Linked DNA regions of Homo sapiens: regions 1, 2 and 4 are each linked to region 3. The links are chromatin contacts, found by Hi-C in ENCODE. All regions are on one chromosome and are shown on one strand. The core of a region is the stretch at or near the end of the contact, and the rest is flanking DNA. Distances in the headings are between cores, read along the strand shown.

What was found. Hi-C counts contacts between places; a loop is a spot of excess contacts on that map. Pooled maps may share reads with other maps.
Region 1: a pooled map shows a loop between it and region 3 (6-fold over the local background). The contact joins the promoter of ASL here to the promoter of ZNF273 in region 3. A Hi-C loop is called at or near these places in 5 of 50 pooled maps.
Region 2: a map of CD4-positive, alpha-beta T cell shows a loop between it and region 3 (4-fold over the local background). The contact joins the promoter of GUSB here to the promoter of ZNF273 in region 3. A Hi-C loop is called at or near these places in 2 of 168 maps with a recorded cell type or tissue (CD4-positive, alpha-beta T cell and naive thymus-derived CD4-positive, alpha-beta T cell), 1 of 37 single-sample maps with no recorded cell type and 9 of 50 pooled maps.
Region 4: a loop to region 3 is called in a map of natural killer cell, with 14 times the contacts of the local background. The contact joins the promoter of LINC02848 here to the promoter of ZNF273 in region 3. A Hi-C loop is called at or near these places in 3 of 168 maps with a recorded cell type or tissue (CD8-positive, alpha-beta T cell, naive thymus-derived CD4-positive, alpha-beta T cell and natural killer cell) and 5 of 50 pooled maps.

The regions. Positions count from the first base shown.
Region 1 is chr7:66,073,803-66,077,613 of GRCh38, reverse strand. ASL (argininosuccinate lyase) reads right to left here and starts at 1,795. Exons shown (of 17, transcript NM_000048.4): 1 at 1,758-1,795; 2 at 1,521-1,575. The coding sequence starts at 1,532. RefSeq lists an enhancer at 1,245-1,524 and a silencer at 1,625-2,154.
Region 2 is chr7:65,980,637-65,984,880 of GRCh38, reverse strand. It overlaps GUSB (glucuronidase beta), which reads left to right and starts at 2,668. Exons shown (of 12, transcript NM_000181.4): 1 at 2,668-2,907. The coding sequence starts at 2,698. RefSeq lists enhancers at 2,493-2,622, 4,079-4,244.
Region 3 is chr7:64,901,905-64,905,975 of GRCh38, reverse strand. ZNF273 (zinc finger protein 273) reads right to left here and starts at 2,703. Exons shown (of 4, transcript NM_021148.3): 1 at 2,557-2,703. The coding sequence starts at 2,658. RefSeq lists enhancers at 2,449-2,558, 2,589-2,648, 1,963-2,835, 3,049-3,098, 3,119-3,168 and 1 more.
Region 4 is chr7:63,898,570-63,902,710 of GRCh38, reverse strand. LINC02848 (long intergenic non-protein coding RNA 2848) reads right to left here and starts at 2,813. Exons shown (of 7, transcript NR_186803.1): 1 at 2,712-2,813; 2 at 2,266-2,373; 3 at 1,673-2,082.

The sequences.
Region 1 (3,811 bases), core at 546-3,045, 1.2 Mb before region 3:
GGGACTACAGGCACCCACCACTACACCCAGCTAATTTTTGCATTTTTAGTAGAGACGGGGTTTCACCATGTTGGCCAGGCTGGTCTCAAACTCCTGACCTCAGGTGATCTGCCCACCTCGACCTCCCAAAGTGCTGGGATTACAGGTGTGAGCCACCATGCCTGCCAGGTTTTTTTATTTTTATTTTTTTGAAACTGGATCTCACTCTGTTGCCTGGGCTGGAGTGCAGTGGTGAGATCATGCTCACTGCAGTCTCAAACTCCTGGGCTCAAGCAATCCTCATGCCTCCGCCTCCTGTGAGACTACAGGTGTACGCCACCACACCTGGGTAATTTTCAAAATCTTTTTGTAGAGACAGGGTCTCATTACATTGCCCTGGCTGGTCTGGAATTCCTGGGCTTCAGCAGTCCTCCCGCCTCGGCCTCCCAAAGTAGAAATATCAGTATTGTTGTGGTTAGCCACCATTTATTGAGCACCTACTGTTGCTCAGCCCTGTGCTAGGGATTTCACATATGTTATTACGGCCTTTTATGAGGTGGGCAATATTACCCCTATTTCACAAATGAGGAAAGAGGTTTAAAGGGCTCAAGTGACTGGTACAGAAACCAAGTCTGTTTGGCTCCAAAGTCCAGGCCCTACCCCCCTGCCATGACCCAGAAGCTTGCAGGGCACTGAGCTTGCAGGGCATTGAGAAAGAGGAAGTGAATTGCTAGCTAATGAAGGCCAAAAGGGCCTGGAACCCAGACCTCCTGCTTCCCGGAGTTCCCTTCATCAAGCATCAGGCGAACAGCCCCTCTCACCTGAAGGGTCCAAAGCAATGGCCTCATAATCTAGTGCCTTACAGAGTGAGGCCGACAGCTATTATTACCCCCATTGCCAGATAAATCAACTATGGCCCAAGGAAGGAAAACCTCTGCCTGGGAATCCAGCATCTCAGTGGTCAGGAGGAGAGGCCAGGAGCCACTGACCCTAAGAGGCAGGGTCCAGTGAGACAGGAAGGGACCAGGCACCAGGGTTGCTGGAGCCACGAGGCGACGTCCCCTTTTTCCTGGCTCTTTCCACATGCCACAGTCAAGGACAAGAACACTTAGGGGCTGAGCTTTATTCTATAAACAGGGACAATTGCTCTAGCAGGAGAAGGGATGTGGTGTGGGGTGGGACCTGACAGGAGGACACGTGGTAAGAAGGAAGGAAGAGTTGGAAGGCTGAAGGCTTGGGAGCCACTTTTCCTGGCCAGGCAGGCATCACTGTGAGGTGAGGGCAGAGCCACTCTACCCCTAGTAGTGTGGGTTGGTGGGTTTGCCACAAGGGCTGCCTGCGGATACTGGTGAGTCCTGGTAAAGGTGACTGCTGGGCTCCAGATGATGCGCCCGGGAGGGCTGGGGGTGCAGGCTTCCTAGGTAATTTTCAAAATTGCTTCCTGGAGGGCGATTCCCAGCAGGGTGGCCCGAGGCAGGTCTGGCGCCCCCACTCTCTCCTTTGGAGGCTAGGAGGACCGGAGTCCCCGAGGTCCCACTCACCTCCGAGGCCATGTTGGGCGGTTCCTCGTCGTCCGGAAGCTTCGGTCCTCCGGGTCTGGAAGACAAGACCGGACTGACGACCTCCTTGGCCAGCAGGGTCCCCCGGGCCGGGCTGGCTCCGAGTTCTGGGCACTGCGCTTGAGGGAGCGCAGCCCTTGGGGACGCGGACGTGAGCGCGCGCCACGGTGCTCGGCGTCCTCCACGCCCGTCCCGCCCATCCGGCCGCCGCGCACTCACCTCCGCCTGGCCGCACGGATAGTGTCGCGCCCGCCACTGGCCAGGGCTTTTCTGGCCGGGATGGCGTCAGCAGCCGCCGGTCCTGTCCCCACCCCTGGCGACGGCCGCGCCAATAGGAGGCCGCCCGGCGGGGTGGGCGTTGCCTCCATCCTCCAATCCTGGCCGTGGGCGGGGATACCTCCCGCTGAGCTGGAGGCTAAGCGGCCCCGGGGCGGGGAAGCGGGCGGGGAAAGGGTTGGGGGGACCCCGACGGGGAAGGGGCCTGGGCTGGGGTTGAGGAGGGTAGTGCGCTGGCGTTCGTGCTGTGGTCAGCAGACACGCAGGGGACTGGAGACTCGGGCCAGGGGTAGAGGCTATGACATCAGGCCCGGGCCTGGCAGGTTCACAAGATATATAAGGTGAAATGGCATGTTCGCTCATTCACTCATTCATTCATTCATTCAACAAACACGTACCAGGCACCTCTATGTGCCAGGTACAGAGAAAGGCATCAAGGAAAAAGGAAGGACCATCAGAAATGAAGCCTGTGCCAGGCGCGGTGGCTCACAGCTGTAATCCCAGCACTTTGGGAGGCCGAGGTGGGAGGATCGCTTGAGGCTACGAGTTGGAGACCAGCCTGGGCAATACAACAAGATCCCGTCTCTACAAAAAAATTAATAATAATAAAAAAAAAGCCGGGCGTGGTGGTGCACGCCTGCAGTCCTAGCTACTCAGGAGGCTGAGGCGGGAGGAGCACTTGAGCCCAGGAGTTCGAAGCTGCAGTGAGCTATTGTGCCACGGCACTCCAGCCTGACTCCTCTAAAAAAGAAAAGAAACGCGGCCGGAGGCCGGGCGCGGTGGCTCACGCCTGTAATCCCAGCACTTTGGAAGGCCGAGGCGGGTGGATCACGAGGTCAGGAGTTTGAGACCAGCCTGGCCAAGGTGGTGAAACCCCGTCTCTACTAAGAATACAAAAATTAGCCGGGCACGGTGGCGGGTGCCTGCAATCCCAGCGACTCCGGAGGCTGAGGCAGGAGAATCTCTTGAACCCGGGAGGCGGAGATTGCAGTGAGCTGAGATGGTGCCATTGCACTCCAGCCTGGGTGACAGAGCAAGATTCTGTCTCAAAAAAAAAAAAAAAAAAAAAAAGAAAGAAAGAAAGAAAGAAAGAAAAGAAAAGAAAAAAGAAACGCAGCCGGGCACAGTGGCTTACGCCTTTAATCCCAGCACTTTGAGAGGCTGAGGCGGGCGGATCACCTGAGGTCAGGAATTCGAGATGAGCCTGGCTGACATGGTGAAACCTTGTCTCTATTAGCCGGGTGTGGTGGTGGGTGCCTGTAGTCCCAGCTACTCCGACAGCTGAGGCAGGAGAATCACTTGAACCAGGGAGGTGGAGGCTGCAGTGAGCTGAGACGGCACCACTGCACTGCAGCCTGGGCGACAGTGAGACTCTTGTCTCGAAAAAAAAAAAAAAAAAAGAAAGAAAGAAAGAAAAAGAAAAAGAGAAGAGAAAACAAAGAAAGAAACGAAACAAAAGAAATGAAGCCTGACTTCAAGAAGTTCCAACATAGCATGGAGGAGGTGTGCAGGGAGCACAGGCGTTGGGGAGGGGGGCTATGTTGGGTACTCAGGGAAGAGGTCCTTGATCTGATTAATTAATTATTCAACCAAAATGTCAGGCTGGATTCTAGGCACTGGAAGTACCCTGAAGGGGCTTCTAATGAACCTGTCTTCTGCATTGGGTCTTGGAAGATGGGGGGAATTTGCCCAGGGAAGAAGGGGAGAACATTCCAGGCAGAGGGAGAAGTCTGGACAAAAAATGTGACTGGCCTGCTTTAAGAACAGGAAATCATCCAAGTGGCTGTAACTATAACAAAAGGTAGGGAGGAGAGGTGGAAGGAGTTTGGGAGAAGGCTGTGAAGAGTCTTCAATGTCAAGAGAGGGAGTTTGTTCTTGGTCCTATAGGTCATAGGAAACCCCGATCGATTTTAAAATCAGAGGAGCCAAATTTATTTTATTTTATTTTATTTTTATTTATTTTTTTGAGATGGAGTTTCGCTCTTATTGCCCAGGCT
Region 2 (4,244 bases), core at 1,419-3,918, 1.1 Mb before region 3:
CGTCTGCATCCTACTTTTTCTTACTTTTGTTAAATTTGGCCTAAAGCTGCCTCATAAACAGTGAACTGTATTCTAATTTAAGCATGTCAAGATTTCACTAATGAAATATAAAAGTAAAATTTAAAAAAAGAAAATATGAAAATAAAAAAACAATGTAAACATTTGGGAGAGAGCCTTTAGGCCTTGTCAGTTCCCAGAATGTACTTATTTTCACTATGCTGGGGACTCCATTTCCAGTATTGAGGTCCATTTTCAGAAGGTGGATTTGGTGAGCATGAAAAAAGGGGGTGGGGGAGTAATCATACAAACAATTGTGTCCAGGCCAGCTTCCTAGGACATGAGGGCTCCCTCTGTATGGCAGAGGCACCTGACATCCGTAACTGTTGTGCACCCTGCGAATGACTTTATGGTCTAAGAATGTATGTTCAGAGCCCCAGCTAAGGAATCAGGAGTGGCAAGATCCTGGAAGGATGCCAATCTATGAAACCCTGAGTCAAGAGGTCAAGCTGGGCACTTGTTTTCCTTTTTCTTTTTTTTTGTAGGAGTTTCACTCTTGTTGCCCAGGCTGGAGTACAATGGCGTGATCTCGGCTCACTGCAATCTCTGGTTCAGGCGATTCTCTCACCTCAGCCTTCCCGAGTAGCTGGGATTACAGACATGTGCCACCATGCCCAGCTAAATATGGAGATGCGGTTTCTCCATATTGGTCAGGCTGGTCTCGAACTCCCAACCTCAGGTGATCTGCCTGCTTCAGCCTCCCAAAGTGCTGGGATGACAGGCGTGAGCCACCGCACCTGGCCAAGGCACTTGGTTTCTTAGATCACCCACTTGGCCCTCTTCCAAGTTGTACTTTCCTTCTTTCCTTCCTGTTCTAAAGTTTTTTAATATTTTTTTTTTTCCTGAAATGGCATCTCACTCTGTAGCCCAGGCTGGAGTGCGGTGGCGTGATCTCAGCTCACTGCAACCTCTGCCTCCTGGGTTAAAGCATTTCTCCTGCCTCAGCCTCCCAAATAGTAGGGATTACAGGTGCCTGCCACCACGCCTGGCTAATTTTTGTATTTTTAGTAGAGATGGGGTTTCTCCACGTTGGCCAGGTTGGTCTCAAACTCCTGATATCAAGTGATCCTCCCGCCTTGGCCTCCCAAAGTGCTGGAGTTTGGAGTTACAGGCCTGAACCTCTGTGCCTGGCCTGCTTTTTTTTTTAGACTGAGTCTTGCTCTCTCGCCAGGCTGTAGTGCTGTGGTGCGATCTCGGCTGACTGCAACCTCTGCCTCCCGCGTTCAATCGATTCTCCTGCCTCAGCCTCCCGAGTAGCTGGGACTACGGGCGCATGCCACCATGCCCAGCTAATTTTTTAGTAGAGATGGGGTTTCATCATATTGGCCAGGCTGGTCTCAAACCCCTGACCTCGTGATCCCCCCACCTCCGCCTCCCAAAGTGCTGGGATTACAGGTGTGAGCCACTACGCTCAGCACTGGCCTGCTTTTTAACAAGCTTTTACTACTGCTCTGCAGCTTACCTCCCTCTGGCTTTCTGCCTTATGCCCCTCAGTGCAATTCTTTCTTCTGAGGAGGCAAGAATTGAGGTTGTTGCTGATGTGTAGGGATTCACCACCCGGAACTCCACCAGTAACAGGTCGAGGATGCTAGTTGAAAATGTTATGTAAGCTGCATGCTTTTTACAAATGGTAGTGGTTCTCATGTCCAGCAATGGCCACTGCACCGTCCCTGTATGAAAGTCCCCTCCATAAATCTATGTCTCCTTTGCTGTCTCCAGATCTCCTCCTCTACCTCTCCCACACGGTGCCTTCCCTACTGGAGTAAACTGGGGTCCCGCAGGGCACCCTTTCCCTGCAATTTTTTTTTTTTTTTTGAGACAGAGTCTCGCTCTGTTGCCCAGGCTGGAGTGCAGTGGTGCGATCTCGGCTTACTGCAGCCTTTGCCTCCCGGGTTCAAGCGATTCTCCTACCTCAGCTTCCTGAGTAGCTGGGATTACAGGCACGCACCATCACGCCCCGCTAATTCTTTTTTTTTTTTTTGTATGTTTACAAAATAGGGACGGGGTTTCACTATCGTTGGCCAGGCTGGTCTCGAACTCCTGGCCTCAAGTGATCTGCCCCCCTCGGGTTCCCAAAGTGCACCTGGCCTCTCTCCCTGCATCTTTATGTGCCTGCAACACCAAGAGGGAGCTCTTGGCCCCTGGGTTAAGGTCAGGGCTCCAGAAGCCCAGGGTCAAGGCTATGGCCGCATCCCAAGGACGTGCATCCCTGCAAGAGGCTGCATCAGACAGGCATGGAAGAGGCGCCGCTGGGGCCTCCTTGAATTCCTGCTGGGAAAAGCAAGTGGAGGTGCTCCTTGAAGAAACAGGGGGATCCCACCGATCTCAGGGGTTCTGTTCTGGCCTGCGGCCCTGGATCGTCCAGCCTGGGTCGGGGTGGGGAGCAGACCTCGCCCTTATCGGCTGGGGCTGAGGGTGAGGGTCCCGTTTCCCCAAAGGCCTAGCCTGGGGTTCCAGCCACAAGCCCTACCGGGCAGCGCCCGGCCCCGCCCCTCCAGGCCTGGCACTCGTCCTCAACCAAGATGGCGCGGATGGCTTCAGGCGCATCACGACACCGGCGCGTCACGCGACCCGCCCTACGGGCACCTCCCGCGCTTTTCTTAGCGCCGCAGACGGTGGCCGAGCGGGGGACCGGGAAGCATGGCCCGGGGGTCGGCGGTTGCCTGGGCGGCGCTCGGGCCGTTGTTGTGGGGCTGCGCGCTGGGGCTGCAGGGCGGGATGCTGTACCCCCAGGAGAGCCCGTCGCGGGAGTGCAAGGAGCTGGACGGCCTCTGGAGCTTCCGCGCCGACTTCTCTGACAACCGACGCCGGGGCTTCGAGGAGCAGTGGTACCGGCGGCCGCTGTGGGAGGTGCGATCTCGGGGCAGGGCCGGGAGGCGCCCGAAAGCCCGGCGGTGGGAGTAGGGGAGCCCGGGCCCCCCGCAGACTTCTTCCCCTGGGCGTCTCCGAGCTGGGGCCCGCAGGAGGTTAAAGGTCAACGGGCTTGGGGGCGCCGGCTTGGGGGACGGGGGAACAGGAGCACCCTGGAGGGCCGGGGCGGATTAGGCAGGAGGAGAAAAGGCTCTTGCCGAGCCCTTTCCCGAGGTAAAGGCTGAGTCTGTGCAGTATCCTTCCTTTCAATATTTATTTTTAATTTTTAAAAATTTTTTTGAGACTGGGTTTGCACCTGTTTCCCAGGCTGGGGCGGAGTGGCGCCAGCCTAACTTCTGAGCTCAAGCGATTCTCCCGCCCCAGCCTTGCAATTTAGGGGGTGCCAACACGCCTGGCTAATTGAAAAAAAAAAAATTATCTGGGCTCGGTGGCTCACACCTGTAATCCCAGCACTTTGGGAGGTGGAGGCGGGCGAATCGCCTGAGGCCAGGAGTTTGAGACCAGGCTGGCCAACATAACAGGGTGAAACCTCATCTCTACTAAAAATATAAAAATTAGCCAAGTGTGGTGGTTCATGCCTGTAATCCCAGCTACTTGGGAGGCTGAGTCAGGAGAATTGCTTGAACCCGGGAGTAGAGGTTGCAGTGAGCTGAGATCAGGATGCCACTGCACTCCAACTTGGGCGACATAGTGAGACTACGTCTCCAAAAAAAAAAAAAAGGCAAAAAAACTTAAAAAAAAAAAAAAGATACAGGGTGTCACTATTTACCCAGGGTGGTCTCGAACTCCTGGCCTCAAGCCATCCTCCCACGTTGACCTCCCAAAGCGCTGATTACTGGCATGAGCCACCCACACACTCTGGCCACAGCGGCATGCACTGCACAGAGCTGGGCCCGGGGATCGGGAGAAGGTGACAGTTTAGATGTCCTGAGGTCAGCTCTGCCGAGGCAGGAAGTCCCTTGGTTTTCAAGGTTCACATAGAGGACAGGACATGACATCAGGCCCAGGACGCCACCCCTGTTCCCCTCCTGACTTGGATGTGATCTGCAGAGAAGTGGAACTGGGTGAGGTCTGGGCGGCTTTTGCCTGGTCTACATCCTCTTATTCTGACTTTGCAGCATTCAGTACAGGAGGGAAAGAGGAGGGGGCTGGGTGCCAGTGTGCACCCCACTCACAGTGTCCTAAGCAAAGCTCCCCCCATTCCTCCAACCAGCCTTCCTCCCTGTGACAGGCAGTGGCCATCTGCCTCTTAGTCACAGGTCTGAACCTTCTTGCCTCTGGCTGGGATGTGGCCCTGGGCTTGCTCCTGTCTCAGG
Region 3 (4,071 bases), core at 1,454-3,953:
TTAACAAATGGACTATATAATTAGATATTATTTCTCTCCCTGAAACCCACCTTTTTGTAAATTTTTTACCTTTCAAGTTTTACTAATAAAATGCAACTTACAATAAAAAACTGAAGTCAAAAAAAGTGAAGAAATCTTTTCAAGATGATAAACCCCCAGAGAGTGGCAGTGCTGATTAGAAAACTGATGTGTTTGACTCGTGTCAAGTCAGGCCACGATCCCTTGATTCTCCCACCCCATCCTGCTCACTTAAGTGCTCAACGACCACCCTCTTCGGAGACACTATACCTCAGTTACTGCTCCAGATGCATTTTAGTTTGCAAGTTCTTGCACCATCTCACTGGAGTAAGTTTTTTTTAGTTTTTTTGGTACACTATTTTTTCTTTCACAAATGTTAAGAGAATTCAGGGGGAAGAAATTATTTGTTTTCCCCTTAATACCAGCATCTGATTGGCTGACCAGCAATCTGTCTCCAAGAAATGAAAGCTGGATTGGGTGAAGACAATCTTAATGTCTCAACGGGTTAGCTTTTCAAAAAAAAAAAAAAAAAAAAAAGTGTGGCCAGCGTGGGGTGCCTCACGCCTGTAATCTCAGCACTCTGGGACGCCAAGGTGGGCGGATCACTTGAGGCCAGGAGTTCAAGGCCAGTACAGCCAACATGGTGAAACCTCCTCTCTACAAAAAACACAAAAATTAGCCAGGTGTGTCGGCGTGCACTTGTAATCCCAGCTACTTGGTAGGCTGAGACTGGAGAATCGCTTGAACCTGGGAGGCGGAGTTTGCAGTGAGCCACGATCGCCCCATTGCACTCCAGCCTGGGCGACAGAATGAGACTGTCTCAAAAAAAAAAAAAAAAAAAAAAAAAAGTGCACCAGGAGATGCCTCTCAGCCCCACGACATCCACCTGCTCTTTTAAGAAGCTACACTCCATACCTGAGACTGTCCTATGGGAGAAAATGACCCAGGAGCTGATATTCACTAAACATTGTAGCAGACATAGCGATTGTGGGTATCTTGGTTTATCCCCAGACAGTACTAAAACTCAAAACCAGGAAAACACTGAGGAGTGGCTGAGGAAACAGCACTCCATAAAGTTTCCAAAGGGAAACCTTGACCCAAAAACATTTTGGTAAGATCTCTGTGCCTAGGGAAGATTATTTTAAAAAGAGGCACAGAGATTTTTTTACAATACAGTGTCAGGGGATGATTCTTTGCTTTCTTCTCCTGGGAAATATTTTCAAACAGAAAAAAATTTTTCTAAAGTGCTATCCAATGCTGTGTCAAAAAATGATTAATTAAAATACAGTATCTAAAATGTACACTAAAATAATGTGAATTAGGATGAGGAAGTTGGCATTTCGGAATGTCAGAAAAAACTGGAAATTTGGTATTTTACTGCAAGCCAGAGTTAGGCTGAAGGAATTGGGGGTGGGGAGTAGTCTTGAGACTCTGCTTGGGCCACATGTGAAAATTTCAGGGGAAAATCTATCCCCTGTAGAGTGTGTACACAATTAAGTAGCAGGCAATTAGACTGAGGTAGCTCCAGTCCCAGGGTCCCCATTTTTTAAAAAAATCTAACTCAAATTGGCCGGGCGCGGTGGCTCACGCCTGTAGTCCTAGCACTTTGGGAGGCGGAGGCGGGTGGATTGCCTGAGCTCAGGAGTTCGAGACCAGGCTGGGCAACACAGTGAAACCCAGACTCTACTAAAATACAGAAAAGTTAGCTGGGCGTGGCGGCGTGCGCCTGTAATCCCAGTTACTTGGGAGGCTGAAGCAGGAGAATTGCATGAACCCGGGAGGCGTTGGTTGCAGTGAGCCGAGATGGCTGCCATTGCACTCCAGCCTGAGCGACAGTGTGAGACTCTGTCTCAGAAAGAAAGAAAAAAAAATCTAACTCAAACTTTTTGTAAATTACAACATTGAGGGAAACAAAATTCAGGCTTAACCAACCATAAACTGCCAATTAACCTCTGATGACATAACCAGGAAATGTCCACCCTGAATTTACAAATTAAGAAACTACATAACGGTACCTAACCAATTATTGGCTTTCTTCATCACACACCTTATAAAAGTCTTTCCTTCAAGCCCTTCCCATGGACCACAAACTACAAACCACAGCTGGGTGCTCTATAATTTGTGAATGACTGTCTGATTAAATTCTTTAATATTTTCGCGGTGACTTCCATACATTTTTAATAGAAAAAAGGAGGGTCTGGGAACCCCATGGACCAAAGCTCTTCCTAGTCATGAACCCTGCATCCCGAGTCATCGAGGAGAGATGCGGCGCTGCGGCAGCAGAGCTGCCCAGGGAGGGCTCCAGGCCAGGGAACGGTCACTGCGCAGGGAGGAGACAGGACGCCCGGGATCCCGGCTGCCAGCCCAGCAGCCATCTTATGACTGAAGGGGACTGAGGGCCGAGCTGCGCCAAGGAGAACTCCTGGCCGCGGATTTTGGAGTCTACTGCAGGGAGGCCGGAGTCTCGCCACATCCACTTCCCACCAGTTCCAACCAGGCCCTCCCCCTCTCTCGGGATCTGGGACCCGGCACTCTCACCATTTCTAGGCTTCCAGGGAGTCCTGGCGTCTTAGCTGTGGATCTCCCAATACCTGCAGGTAACGGGGCCACAGAAGGTGGACCTCTAGGAGCAGAGGACATAGAGCAGTGAAGACGAGACCTGGAGCTGCGACTGCAGCGAGAGACAAAGGCCCCGCCAAATCCCGGAAGCCGTCCTGTCCGCTCCAGCTGCGTGCCTGATTGGACGGGTCCCAGCCCAGCGTCCCTGATTGGAGGATGTTTAAGGACCCGCCCCCTCAGGCCCTGAATGACAGAAGGTGTGCTCAGTTGCTGGGCTGAAAGAAGATAGAATGAAACCTAAACTGCAGGCTTTTCAGTCAGGGCTTCCTCCCTGAACTGAGCCCGGCCCACCCACGGGGTATTTGCATTTAACCTTGTGTATAAGGTCATATGCATTTATATTAATAAATAGTATAGTGTGTGAAAGGAAAATAAATTTTGCGGCCCCAAAATCACTAAGCTATAGGGAAAAGTCAAGCTGGGAACTGCTTAGGGCAAACCTGCCTTCCATTCTATTCAAAGTCACCCCTCTGCTCACTGAGATGATTGCATATCTGATTGCCTCCTTTTCCCAGGCTAATCAGGAACTCAAAAGAATGCAACCATTTGTCTTTTATCTACCTAGGACCTGGAAGCCGCCTCCCCACTTCCAGTTTTCTTTCTTTCTTTTTCTTTCTCTCTCTCTGTCTCTTTCGGAGTCTCGCTCTGTCTTCCAGGCTGGAGTGCAGTGGCACGATCCGATCTCTGCTACTGCAACTTCCACCTCCCTCCGGGGTTCAAGCGATTCTCCTGCCTCAGCCTCCAGAGTAGCTGGCTAATTTTTCTATTTTTAGTAAAGACGGGGTTTCACCACTTTGTCCAGGCTGGTCTTGAACTCCTGACCTCAGGTGATCCACCCGCCTCGGCTTCCCAAAGTGCTGGGATTACAGGCGTGAGCCACCGCGCCTGGCCTCAGAATAAACTTTCTAAATTAACTGAGATCTGTCTCAGATATTTGAGGTTCACAATTATATGGCTATTAACAAATGGAAAAAATATAATAACATTATTTAATATCCGATTTTACGACCTTCCTAGCTTCTGGTCCTTTAAGCAGGCAGCCTGAGATTTTAAAACGGAGTTAATTCTCTGAAATAAAATGTAAGCCACATGTGAATTTTAAATATTCTAGTAGCCAAACTTAAAAAAAAAAGGAAGAAACAGGTGGAATTTATTGTAACAATTTCATCGTTATATATTCTAGTTCTAGAATTCAAATATTCTAATATTCAAAATATTATTTTAATATGTGAGCAGTATGTAATTTTTCATGTAATATATATTATTGTATATAATAATATAAAATATGTATAATAATATATAATATTATGTATAATATTATACATGACCTCAAGTGATCTGCCCGCCTTGGCCTCCCAAAGTAGTGCTAGGATTACAGGCGTGAGCCACCGCGCCCGAAGCAGCGGTGCTTTTTGAGAAGGAGTTTCACTCGCA
Region 4 (4,141 bases), core at 1,564-4,063, 1.0 Mb after region 3:
AGCAAACCAGGCAGCTGAGCAGTTACTACCAGGAATGGCAGAGCAGAGGAGGGTCGGAGCCATAAATCTCAGCAGAATACACCAAACTGCAAAGAGCTCCTGGCTCTGTGAACAGCAGCTGTGGCTACATCAGGACCAATCTTCTAAGACAGCTGCTGGGGACAGCTGAGATCACGTGTTTTGGCAGCAACACACCCAACAGCAGTGCCTCTTGAACACAGACCACAAAATCCTCTCCATTTATCTTTAAGGTGATGGATGATGGATGCCCTCACGTTACAACATCCCCACCAACACTTGCGGACAAGTGTATTTAGAAACTTCCACCTAAAGACGGAACACTCAGGAGTGGAATGAGAATATTGGGGGATGGGGGAGAAACGCAGGTACTTGACCCCACAGACTCTATTGAAAACAAGAGAAGAACCGCTGCGCTGTGGCTCTTCCTCATCTCACCACATCCATAGACACCACATGGTTCTTGTTCCTTTATTGACAAAGGTGCTGATGAGCCCGTGTGCAATTAATCCTGAAGGAGTAAATTCTTCACAAAGTACAATAACAGTGTCTAATATCCATGACCAGGGTTTTTAGGGTTTTTTTTTATGGTAATCCACATTCAGGAATCACAAATGAAGCCTGTTGGAACGTGCGATACGAACAAGGTCTTATTTTCATGTAGATGAACACCTTGGTTTTTACGGATTAGACATAAAAAGCATAAAAGCTGGCGCCATTCCAGAATCAAAGGGACTGTCCCTGGGGACATATGGAAATTAGGGACATCAATTACACGAAACTAGAAGTGATCCCAGAAGTTCCCATTGTCTAGACAGAAAAGGTCAACAGATCAGCCCGAGAGAGTAAAGGTACCTCCGGGAGTGCCGGGGGGTGATGAGCTTTCCATTCAAAGCAAAGATGTGAAGCCTGAGGAGTTACAAAGACTCCCCAAATGGTCCACACCTTGAAAGTCGCTCCCACAAAGCTGGAGCACCACCTGTTCCTGAGGATCAGGCTGCCATCTGTGTTTGAGACACTGGCCAGTCAGACATTTGTTGAGATGAGGCCAATGATATCACGTGTAAAATACCTAAACCATCCTAATCTTTAGGTAGCTATTTGGGGGACTTTCTACCAAATGGGTTGGTGAAAAATGGCGCACCAGAGACACACGCCTGGGAACTGAAATTTTCTCCTCTGCTTTTAGCATCTCCTGGGTAAGCCAATAATGGCCCTCCCTGCCCCCTCAATATCCACATCCGCGAAAAAGTCGCTGGTGAGGGTGACATTTTCACGAAGCCACAGCCCATGTCACCCCGTGCAAAGCTCTGAACTTGTGCACTGGCGGGCCAGGCGGCGGATTTCTCCCCACAGCGGCGGAACTGCGCTCTGGCTGGAGAGAAAAGAGGGCAGCGGCACAATGGACAGCGCCTGGACCTCAGGCCAGTTCCCACAGCAGCTTAGGAAAGCCGGTGGCTCCCTGGGCTGCAGGAGGCGCGATGGCCAGGAAAGACCCTGGGTACAGGTGGGAGAGGGAACCCAGCTGAGCAGCGGGAAGTGGGGTGAGGACTACACCCGTCCCAGTTTGACAAGGGCGAGGTGTACATCGCGGCGTCACGCCCTCCTCACTGCCCAGCCCGGACCTGCCCCTCCTGTCCCTCTCCGGACTCACTTTCTTTGGCAAGGAAGTGCACGCGATCAGTAGCCAGCATCGTTGTGGAAGCGGCGAGGTCCACATTGCCGTGTCCAACCCTCCTGGGCTGCCCGCCTCCTCGCATGTCGCCTGCTGGGATTCCAGTCCAGCCGCCTTGCCACCAACGGGCGGGGGACCGTTAAGAGCTACTGTTTCCAGCCTGCCTAGCCAGGCTCTCACCGCCCCGCTCCTCCCACGAGAACTGCGCCCCGTCCCCGAGCCCGGGTCATGCTGGGATTGTAGTCCCGAAGTGCCTGAAACAACGGGCGGGAGCAGTGAAGAGACTACAACTCCCAGCATGCACAGCGAGGTCAACACAGCCCGGCTTTCCTCTTCAGGACTGTGCGCCGCCCCATGTTCATGCTGGCTGTGATTGTAATCCGGTCGCCCTGCAATTAAAAAACTGGAAGCTAATCAAAGACGACAACTCCCAGTATGCCAGGTGTAGCTCCCACCCACTAATCCACACCTCCCCGCGTCCAGAGCAGTACTGCCATGTCAAGGGGAGCCTGGCTGTTCCCAAACCTCTCCTGCCTGCCAGGCGACAGTGGGACCAGGGCGGTTGGTCCTACCTTGTAATTATGTCACTACCTCTTCCTAAGATGCTGGCTTCATGCTTCGTCAGTGCCTGAAGTTTGATTTCTCACGGAGCGGCAGGGGACCGGGGGCTGCTCACAAACCTGTCAGGGTTGCCATAGTAACGCTACTCTTCCTGTAGCTGGACTCGCCCCACCCTTTCTCGCACGCTTCTTCCCTTGGCCCGGCCTCTCCCCTCAGCACCGCCCCTTCTCCCCCGCCTCTTTTATTGGCACCGCCCCTCATCCTCGCTCCGCCCCTGACACGCCCCTTCGGACAAGCGGCAGTGTAGTCCCTGCGTAGGAATGGGGTTAATGGCCAGATGTCTGACACTTCTCGGACTTTTTGTGATCCCACGCGGGAAGCTCCCTCCTGAGTGTCTGAAATTGTCAGTTCACTGCCAGAAATGGATATAAGCGATCCCTGATAACTTGGCACTTGCCTTTTCAAAGCCGCCGTTTCCTCCATCCTCTGGGTTGTCACAAATCCTCCTTTGCAGCACCGCAGGAGTGCCCCTTGGACCCCGAGCTGGCTGCAAGGCCCACACCTGGGTCAGGCCTCGCACAGGGACGCTCCTGCCACTCTAATAAAGAGTAGAAAACGTCACACTGAAAGGCCTGACCCTGCTGCATCCAGTCAGGAAACAGCCACAGGGAAGGGAACCCCTAAGCCACTTTGGGAGCCACATCCACCACTTCTCTGCCCCTGACCCAGGCTGGTTCCTAGCCCTTAGGGTCCTACTGCGGACCTCCCGGCCATAATTAACGCAGGTGCAGGACCAGAGAGCCCCTTGGTCCCTCCCAACACATGAGGGAACTTTGTGTGGTGAGGTCAGGTACAGTGTCTACGTTTCTGCTGTGAATAGGGCTTTCTTGGAAACAATTTTAATTTCCCTTTTTAAATATCCCTTTGGAACCACATTTAATAATTTGCTGGTGGAACTTAACAGTGATAAATCTTTGAATCCATTTTTCTTTTCTTTTTCTGACACGCAGTCTTGCTTTGTAGCCCAGGCTGGAATGCTGTGACTCGATCTGGGCTCACTGCAACCTCCACTTCCCGGGTTCAAGCGATTCTCCTGCCTCAGCCTCCCGAGTAGATGAAATTACAGACAACCGCCACCACGCCCGGCTAATTTTTGCATTTTTTAGTAGAGATTGGGTTTCACCATGTGGGCCAGGCTGGTCTCGAACTCCTGAACTCAAGTGATCTGCCCGCCTTGGCCACCCAAAATGCTGGGATTGCAGGCGTGAGCCACTGCGCCCGGCCTGAATCCATTTTAACACTGAGTTTTTCAGATTAACTCGAAGTACCCCACAACTACACGCTAATGAAACTAGAGGAGGCACAGCCTCAGCTCCGTGCAGGATGGATGCACAAGAGCAGAATCTCCATGGGACGCCTTTCTGGAGCATCAGTATTACTGCAGGATTTGGAAGCAACAAGTTCAAATAATTTTCAACGTTAACACACTGGAAATTTAAGAGAAGTCTGGAAACTCATCTACCTTTAAAAACTGTCAGTCATCTGTGCCTAAGTCAGACTTTCTCCAAGAAAAAAAAAAAAAGAAACTCTAAGGAGACCCTATTTTTTATTCTTCTAAGTAGTTAAAATTAGAAATCACAGCAAGTCAACAGGAAGCTCTCCTCTGCCAGTCTCCTAAATCACAATATGGCCTTGGTAGGGTTTTATTTGTATTTTTTGGAGGGGTTTGTTGACATGTTGGGTATAAAACTTGGGCGGGGGGGGGTGGTTGACCAATTTTTGGAAGTTTTCAGCCATTAGTTGGTGATTAACTTTGTACCTCATTTAATTTTTCTGTTCCCTGTCCAACTTGGACTCAATCACTCTACAGGTCTCTAAGACTTCATT